Linked DNA regions of Homo sapiens: region 2 is linked to region 1. Evidence: chromatin contacts called from ENCODE Hi-C or POLR2A ChIA-PET data. All regions are on one chromosome and are shown on one strand. Each heading gives the region's core, a stretch centred on a gene start or an enhancer-like site at or near the end of the contact. The rest is flanking DNA. Distances are from core to core; before and after follow the strand shown.

Region 1 (4,594 bases), core at 1,685-4,184:
AGCCTCTAAGTCAGGACAAGTTTGCAGAAGTTCACGGAGTAAAGCAAATGCCAGTTTGACTGGGGAAGAGAGAGTGAGTGGACAGAACTGTAAGATAAGCTGGGGCCAAGTGCACAGGCCGCAACATATCCGGCTCTGCTGGTAAGAAGGAGGAGTTTAAATCTTATTTCAGATGTAATGGGGAACTATTGGAGAATCACCTTTATGTCAAGAATGCAGCAGCTCCCCTACAACTTCCTGGCAAGGATTTTAGGGTAGAGTGTCAACTACACTGAAAACCATTTGAAAACAAAATCCAGCCCCTGATTCCATAGTAGAAGTGCCATCTGTGTAGACCTGACTTAGCTCCAGGGCACAACTTTACCCAAAGACTACAGAAGCCGTGTTCTTTCCATGACTGACTATACAAACTCAGAATGTCTGCCCATGGAAGAAAAGACTTCAGGGACACACAGTAATGCTCACAGATTCCAGAAGGCCACTTTTGGGAAGGGAAGACCAGAGAAGGGCTTTTGAGACCACTTAGGTTCAGAGGGGCCTAGAGGGGTTCCAGAGAAAGACACTTATCTATGAGAGACAATTTTCCAACAGCCAGAGTGTGTCAGGTTCTAAGAGAAAGGAATTCCCAAGAGCAGAGGCTTCTGTGTCTTGGGAGACAGAGTGAGATGACCCAGGGAATGTGGCAGGGTTGCAGGCCAGGTGGGGAGTTGGGCTGGAGGCTCTTCCAACCCCAGCATTTCATTATTCTTTTGTTTTCTGTCACTGGGAACTGAAAATTTGTGCCAGGGTTTTACCTACAGAGAAATTTTGAATTATAGTTAAAAATTAACTTTTCAAATAAAATCATACAAATCTTCTTAAATAAAGCCTATCAGATTTTAAGAAGAGTTTGTCTTCATCAGATTTCAATTGATGAAGGAAGAAAGAAAAAAGGAAAACTTCAGTGAAAGTAAAAATGTAGAATGTGCCCTTTGACTGATTGATCTGATCAACAGCAATGTGTCATTTAGAGTTCCTCAGAGAATTATTAGCACTGGCTAGAGTCAGCCTGACCAATCACACACACACACACACACACACAACACACACACACACATGCATACACACACACACACGCTGATGGAAAGCAGTGGGGCTGGAGGGAACACTTACCAAAAGCATAAAGTTAAGCCTTTCCATCAGCAATATCTCCACTGGCTTTTTTATATACTGCCTGCAACTCAAGATTGAAGAACTGGAGATTTTCATTCCTGTTCTTCCTCTTTCAACGGGCAATGTTGAAGCCCATGGGTTTTGGAAGAAATCTGGCTTTATTTCCCAGCTCCTCCAGGTAGCATCTAATCATGCTGGGCAAGAATTCAATTTCTCTGAACTTTAATTTTCATCAGGCAAAGAAAAAGATATAGAAGTAGCAATTGTTTTCCAGGGAAAATGTAAAGATTAAATGGAATGACATACATAAACTGCTTAGTTAGAGCACATAGTGCTCTGACATTTTAGCTGGAAATAATATGCAGCATTTATTGAGTGCATGTATTGTATTTGCCATGCACACTCTTTAAGTGTTTTGCAGTGGTTTTCTTTTGTATTTAAAATTCATGTCGGCCAGGTGCAGTGGCTTACGCCTGTAATCCCAGCACTTCAGGAGGCCGAGGTGGGCAGGTCAGGGGTTCAAGACCAGCCTGGCCAACATGGGGAAACCTCGTCTCTACTAAAAATACAAAAATTAGCTGGGCGTCGTGGTGGGCGCCTGTAATCCCAGCTACTCAGGAGGTTGAGGCAGGAGAATCGCTTGAACCCAGGAGGCGGGGTTGCAGTGAGTCAAGATCGCACCAGTGCACTCCAGCCTGGACAACAGAGCAAGATTCCGTCTCAAAAAAAAAAAATAATAGTTCATGTAATCCTCACAGTATCTATATTGGCAATAAACATTATTGCCATCCACATTTTATAAATAGGGTCACTGAGGCACAGCGAGTGTAACTGCCTTGTTCCAGATTCCACAGTTGGTCCATGACAGAGCTGAGATCAGAACCCAGAGTCCTAACTCTTGACCATTGCAGGCAGTGTCCTTTGCTGCCGCAGTGAATTCAGTAATGCATGCACAGTACTGAGAAGCATTACCTGCCCTTATGCTTTCTAACTTCTTTTCTTCTTCCCACCATTGCAGTGGATCCATCCTGCTGCAAATGGTCATTTTTTTTTCCAGGGCACAATCTAAACATACATCGTTCTCTACTTAGAATCCTAAAGCTCTCCCACGGCCGGCAAAAGGAAACTTAAACTCCTCAGAGTGGCTCACAACCTGACCTCTTGTTCTGCCAGCTTCATTTCCTGTTGCTCTATCTCTGAACTAAACACCCAGTCACTTCAGACTTCTCCCCCAAGCAATGCTGTTTCCTCATGCCTGTGTGCTGGGGTGCCCACCGCCCTCCCGGCTAGAATACTCCTCTCAATTCCCTCTCCTTGGCAAAACTGCACTTTCTACTCTCTTCTGGGCATGCTCCGTCCTGCTGACCTGGTCCTAATCTGTTTACTCTCACACCAGTTCTGTAGGGCAGACGCTGTTGGTTTTCAAACGGGGAAGCCAATTCGGAGAAAATTGTGTTCAAATCATACCGCAGGAAAGTGACTAAGCTAAGATTTAAGTCCACATTTTTTAGTTTCAAGACTCTTTCACCTCCCTTGCACCATCTCCCAAGAAGAACTGGGGGCATTATTTTCTAGCTTCAGCGAGACCTGGGAAGGCTGGTGTTTCTCTTGATGGGGCATAACGTATCTCTGGGAGTGCCTGAAATTCCCTCTGGCTGGTCATCCTCACTCCTGGACTGTGTCTCCTTCCGCCACATTCAATGACCTCTGGGCCCATGGAGTCCAGGACACCCACAGGCAGATGTAGCCACAGCTCGAGGAAGGTCTCTCTGTCTCTCTCCGTCTCTCTGTCTCCCTCTGTCTTGCTGACTAGGAGAGGCACAGGCCAATGTAAGAAGCAAGCCTGGCTTGGGATGCAAAATAAAATGGAATAACGGGGCATGTGCATTTTATCAGAACCAAACAAATTGTGGCTATAAACATTCCGTCGCCAGTGAAATTGCAGCCTTCTTTGAAGATCAGTGTCTGTTTTTTAATGTATCTATATTAAAAAAAAAAAAAAACTGGACCAAATTTCCATTCAACCAGTATGGGGAGGGAGCAGGGGGTGGGAATGGGGACTGAGCCCTGGGAAATGAAACAAGGGAGGGAGAGAAAGGAGACCTTATGTCCTGGATTAGCACATTGATTAAAAGCAAGTTTCTTTCTCTTGAGCAACCCGCCCCCCACAGCCCATCCGCAGCCCCGCAAGCCACTAACCACAATTATTCCACGGGGTCTCTCTTTGCCTTACTTATTTGATATCCTCAGACTCAACTGTTATGGTTCAGACAGTTTGTCTTAGGGGTCCTGGGAGAAGGAGAAAAAAGGCAGCCTCCTAATTGTCTGCAATCGACTGTTGACATCTGCAAAGTACTCTAGCTTCTAACCCTCTCTGTGGATGGTGCATGAGTGCCCCCCACCCACTGCCCACCTCATCCACCTGGGCTTGGCAAGCGGGGCAGCTGCCACCACCATGCACAGCTGGGACTCCTGCCCTGAGCTCTGGCACCCTCCAACACACTGGGGTCACCTTGCTCCCTGTCCATTCCCCAGACCATTTTGTCCGACCTGTGGCTTCAATTACTCTCTGAAAACAGACAATACCCAAAGCCCTGCTTCCAGCTTTGATCAATCTTTGTTGCTCCAGAACCGCATTTGCAACAGTATAACAGACACTCTAGTTACTTCCATTTCTTTCTGGGTAAAATAAAAGAAAAAGACAAATCCCGGACATCTCATTCTAAGTAACTGCTCCTAAAGCAAGAACCTCAACTCTGACATGATTAAATGTAGCCCCACAGCAGAACTCACACATGTCTCCTGGAGCCAAGATCCCTCCTTTGATTTTTCACCCATGCATTCTTCTGTCCTTTTGTTCTTCCAGACATTTCCACTTCTGTATGAGTTTTGAGTAAACACTCGAAACTTAAAATTTCTAAAACTGAACTCTTTCTTGTACAGTCTAGAATTACTTCTATTTATTTATCAGTAATACTCCAAGACTTGATATCTCCAAGTCTTCTCTGATTACGTTCCTCTAATGCAGTACAAATTATAGTCAGCATAACACATAACAATAGCAGTCACCGATGTTTTCTAGTAACACTGTTACTATCACAATTACAGCCCCACTACTTCTTGCCAAGTGTATTCACTCATAGAATGAGTTTTTCTTCCCAGCTTACTTCCAGGAATTCAATGTCACTTTCAATCAGAAAACTAGATGCAGTTAAAATAGAAAATTAGGGGAAAAAAATGAACCCCTTCCCAAAGAAACTGGATGATATGTTTTCTTAAATTTTTATAGATTTGTATTTTTATAAATTGTGCACTTTTCTATAGGTATGCTGAACTTCAATGCAAAGTTTACTTAAAACAAAAATGGAATAAAAATGCCAAGATCCCCCATAAGGCTCTGGGTGCTCCCTCTGTTGGGAACCTCACTTCCCCTGCAATTTCC
Region 2 (4,440 bases), core at 1,807-4,306, 150 kb before region 1:
AGAGGAATTAGCTAATTCATCACCTCAAACATTCATCTTTTTGTGTGTGTGTGTGTGGCAAGAACATTCAAAATCCTCTCTGAGTTATTTTTAAGTATACAATACAGTATTGTTAACTAAAGTCATCCTACTATACAATAGAACTTATTTCTCCTATCTATTTGTAATTTTGTACCCATTAATACATCTGTCCTCATTCCCTGCTCACCATCCCCAGCCTCTAGTAACCACTGTTCTACTCTGTACTTCAATGAGATCAGTTTTTAAAAATTCCAAAAATGAGTGAGATCATGTGATATTTGTCTTTCTAGGCCTGGTTTACTTTACTTAATATAAACTCCTCCAGGCTCATCCATGTTGCCACAACTGGTAGGATTTCATTTTTTATGGCCGAATAGTACTCTATTCTATATAGGTACCACATTCTCTTTATCCATTTGTCTATTGATGGACACTTTAGTTGATTCCATGTCTTGGTTACTATCAATATTGATGCAATAAACATGGGCGTGCAAATATTTATTTGACATACTGACTTCCTTTTTGTACTATTCTTTTGGATAAGCACCCAGCAGTGGGATTATTGGATTATATGGTAGTTCTATTTTTAATATTTTGAGGAACCTCCATACTGTTCTCCATAATGGCTATACTAATTTACATTCCCTCTGATAGTGTATAAGGGTTCCCATTTTTCCACATCACATCAGCATGTGTGCCTTTGTTGTATTTTTGCTAATAGCTATTCTAATTCAGGTGAGGTGATATTTCACTGTGGTTTTGATTTGCATTTCCCTGATGATCAGTGATGCTGAGCATTTTTCATACACTTGTGAGATATTTGTACATAGGGGAGTGAGTCTGTAAGAGACACCATGATCTGGATGAAAGAGGAAGAAGCTGGTGACAGGTAGATTTCCCACTAGCCAATCCTTGTTTGTGGCTAGTAAATTCTGGGACTTTCCTAAGTCTCAGTTTTCTTATGTGTCATAATAAGAATAACATCTTTCCATCTTCTTTAGAGAGATTTTGCAGGAATCAAATACAGGTTGTAAATTAGATTGAAAAAGCAAATAGTGCTAAAAAAGTCATTACAAAATCTTCAGTCCATAAAGAGAGTGGCCCTACAATCCAAACTCTGCAAAATTAATTCAAAACCATTTACAGGACATATAGAAAGACTAAGAATGGAATGTTATAATTGTGCAGACATAATGCTTGTCCTCAGAGACTGTGATCCAATCGGGAGGCAGGGCAAAGACACAGAGATGATAGCTAACAGCACTAGGAAGTGCCTAATTGGTTGTCAGATATGTAATAAACTCAAGTTGAAATATATATGGTCTTGGGAGGAATATATATTTTTGATGTGGATGTTTATTTATGAGAAACATTTTGTAGGATTATAAAAATGTCTGTTTTTCAAATGCCTTCACTGAAAAGAACAAAATAAGATTATGGTATTGTCCAACAAAAAAAGGGGGATTTTGTGATTACCTTCGGTGGGGTTAATTTTTGAACACATCTTTGTGAAGGTCATCATGATGGTGAACTTTTAAGTCAGTGCTTTTGAAAGGATATCAGGTAATTACTAGTCTGCCGACTAATTGAAATGAGACTTCTTGTCGTATTCATTTTTGTGTTTTCCCAAAGTAACCAGAGCAGTCCCTGATATACTGGAAACATATGCTAAAGGCTTATTAAGAGAAAGAAATAAGAAGACAAGACAGAGAAAATAACATTTGAGAGGGAAGAATTTTCCTTTCTTTCTGGATATTTTTATCTGTGTTTGTGGATTTCCAAGGAGGAATTTATTTTTGGAACCACCTTAGACTTGGGGTGGACATAAATTAACTTACGGCTTTTCCTAAGATTTTATTCTATCATCCACACTCTTGCTTCATGTAAGAACAAGTGCTCGTTCATCCAAAAGCTACTCCATGCATCATTTCAGCCACCCAGGACTAGGAAAAGGACAGCAAAAGGGACAAACAATGGCTAAGAGCTACTGAAAGAGATTCCTGAAGCCGTCACAGTTAACTCCAATGTTCAAACCCAGAAATGGCCTTGGCCCCTTCCCCATGGTTTACTATTTGTTTTTTTCCAAGCAAAAAAAGTCCATGGAGGTAGAAGAAACTGTACGAAAGCTAAAGACAGAAATATCTTAGCACACTTTTCAGCGGAAGGTCAGAAGCACTGACTAGAAGAGGCTCAAGTCATGGAATTTATCTGAAGATGTAGAGTGATCTCCTGGAGATTCAGAAAAGGCCCCAAAACAGGCCTCAGAAAAGGCCTCAAAACAGGCTTCAGAACAGGTTGCCATTAAAGCAGTTCTGGAGAAATCTACACATTTCCTGTGCTTCTCTGGAGACCTCAAGACTGGGGCCTTCATCTTTGCAACGTGCCCACGGTTTGTTTGTTTCCTGTCTCCCTCTCCTTCTTGATCAACTTTTTTTCTTTTCTGCTTTTATGTTAAACACATGCCCCAGTGAACCCCCCAGTCCTCAGTGTACACGATTTTCAGCTCTGATCCCTACAGCTTTTTGGCAACAGACTCAGAATTCCAGTTTCACAACTCTTGGCAAGAGACCTCCTTGACTCAGCTCCCTTTCTGGCCAATTCACACAGCGTTGAGGTCCCTGACAAAGGCACATTTACCCTGACGCAAAGGAAGCTCAGGATCCAGCTCTTCACTTGCACAGACCCTTCCAGAACCCTAGGAAGAACCCTATGAGTGGGTTCCAGGGTCCTCCTATGTATTTGGAACATCACCCTGGTAAAATACTTGTACCCACATTGGTAAAGACAGCTTCTCTTTCTGCTGTGATTTCCTCTCCTTCACATTGGCCCTTGTCCTAGAGGATTTTAGAGTTGTCAGGGCATTTTTGGGACCCAGAAAATAAGAAGTTGAGTTGGAGAGATATGCAGTTTGGGTTTGTGTGTTCATAGTTCCTTGGGTGGATAGCAAAATATTGATTGCTCTCCCAATGCAGTAATGCCTTGGCTTCTGGAAGTACTTTTGTTGCCTGCAGCACTAGCTCACCTGGCACTGTGACAGCAAGAGTGAGGTTAGAGGTTGTGTTGGGTTAGGAATACATCCTCAGTGCCTGGTCTTGGAAGCAAGTGAGTAAAGGAGGAGTTCTAGGCTTTCAATTATACAGAGACAAAAGCTAATTTGTGAAAATTTTTTCCACTTATCAAGCGAGGAATATTGTAAGAGAGTATTGTTCTCACTAATGTCCGGTAGAAATGGATGTTCCATCAGAAATACACTAGATCATACTATATATTCAAGCATAAACACATAGAACTCTTTAAAAAATGGAATTCATTGTTAGGGATAAACCTCTTGTAGAATTATAATCAGCAAATGCATTTGAAACAGCTCATCTATATAGGAGATTTGACAATAGTTTATATGTTTGGCCACATCTTAATAATCTATATGATGCTACCAATAATGTGTAGTGAAGTTGAAAAGGACTTTTTTCAAAGTATAATTAAGAAAAAAAAATAAATCACCCATGAATTATTTTTCTATTCTCTGTGGAGTTAATGATATATCAAAATATTAGTTATATGTACATTCAGTCAAAAATGCAGGGGAGGCAGGATGTGGTGGCTCATGCCTGTAATCCCAGCACTTTGGGAGGTGGAGGCAGACAGATCATATGAGGTCAGGAGTTTGAAACTGGCCTGGCCAACATGGTGAAACCCCATATCTACCAAAAATACAAAAATTAGCCGGGCATGGTGGTGGGCGCCTGTAATCCCAGCTACTCGGGAGGTCGAGGCAGGAGAATCACTTGAGCCTGGGAGGCGGAGGTTGCAGTGAGCAGAGATCATGCCATCGCACTCCAGCCTGGGCAACAGAGGGGGAAAAAGAAGAGAAAGAAACAGAAAAAAAAAAACACAGGGGTAAAGAATTTTTGAGCTGTTTCAGGCAGAAAAGTAATAAAAGTTAAGTTGCTATTCTGTATATTTGCCGACTTCTATGAATTTACAATTTGTTGAAATGTATTTTCTCATTCTAAATATATATTTGATGACCTATATCACTTTATATTCTTTTTCAAAAACAGGATCCCCCAAATGCATAGGCACAGGCCTCCCAAACCCAGATCTGCTCTGTTCACTGGAGAGTGGAGACTAGTTGGGTTAGCCAGGTTCAGATGGTCACTGTTGGTTTCATCATCTGTGACAGAATGGTTGGGGTAGAGAGGACTAGAAACAGATACACAGGACAGGACACAGGACACGGTTTCTATGTCATTCAGCTATGCGAATGGTCAGAAGGGGTGATAAGAAACTCTGCATCCGAAACACAGCCTTAAAAGACACCAATGATAAGTGGTGCCTTTCTCTTGAGGATCTCACCATCTACTGACAGAATAAACGGAAAGTGTTACTGTTATCTTCATGTTTGTAGATGGTGCAGTG

What was found. Hi-C counts contacts between places; a loop is a spot of excess contacts on that map. ChIA-PET counts read pairs that join two places held with the same protein, here RNA polymerase II (POLR2A). Pooled maps may share reads with other maps.
Region 2: a map of naive thymus-derived CD4-positive, alpha-beta T cell shows a loop between it and region 1 (1.8-fold over the local background). The contact joins two enhancer-like sites. A Hi-C loop is called at or near these places in 1 of 168 maps with a recorded cell type or tissue (naive thymus-derived CD4-positive, alpha-beta T cell) and 2 of 50 pooled maps. POLR2A ChIA-PET finds 5 or more read pairs at or near these places in 2 of 52 experiments (naive thymus-derived CD4-positive, alpha-beta T cell and naive thymus-derived CD8-positive, alpha-beta T cell).

Annotation. Positions count from the first base shown.
Region 1 is chr14:97,722,382-97,726,975 of GRCh38, reverse strand. All of the region lies in intron 2 of LOC105370651 (a long non-coding RNA gene), which reads right to left. Among named protein-coding and RNA genes, the nearest start is that of LINC02291, 38 kb to the right of the region's middle. Within about 2 kb of position 2,934, at least 3 of the 41 ENCODE cell types and tissues checked have a DNase peak (open chromatin) inside an H3K27ac peak, as active enhancers do.
Region 2 is chr14:97,877,008-97,881,447 of GRCh38, reverse strand. No RefSeq gene overlaps it. Among named protein-coding and RNA genes, the nearest start is that of LINC01550, 99 kb to the left of the region's middle. Within about 2 kb of position 3,056, at least 6 of the 41 ENCODE cell types and tissues checked have a DNase peak (open chromatin) inside an H3K27ac peak, as active enhancers do.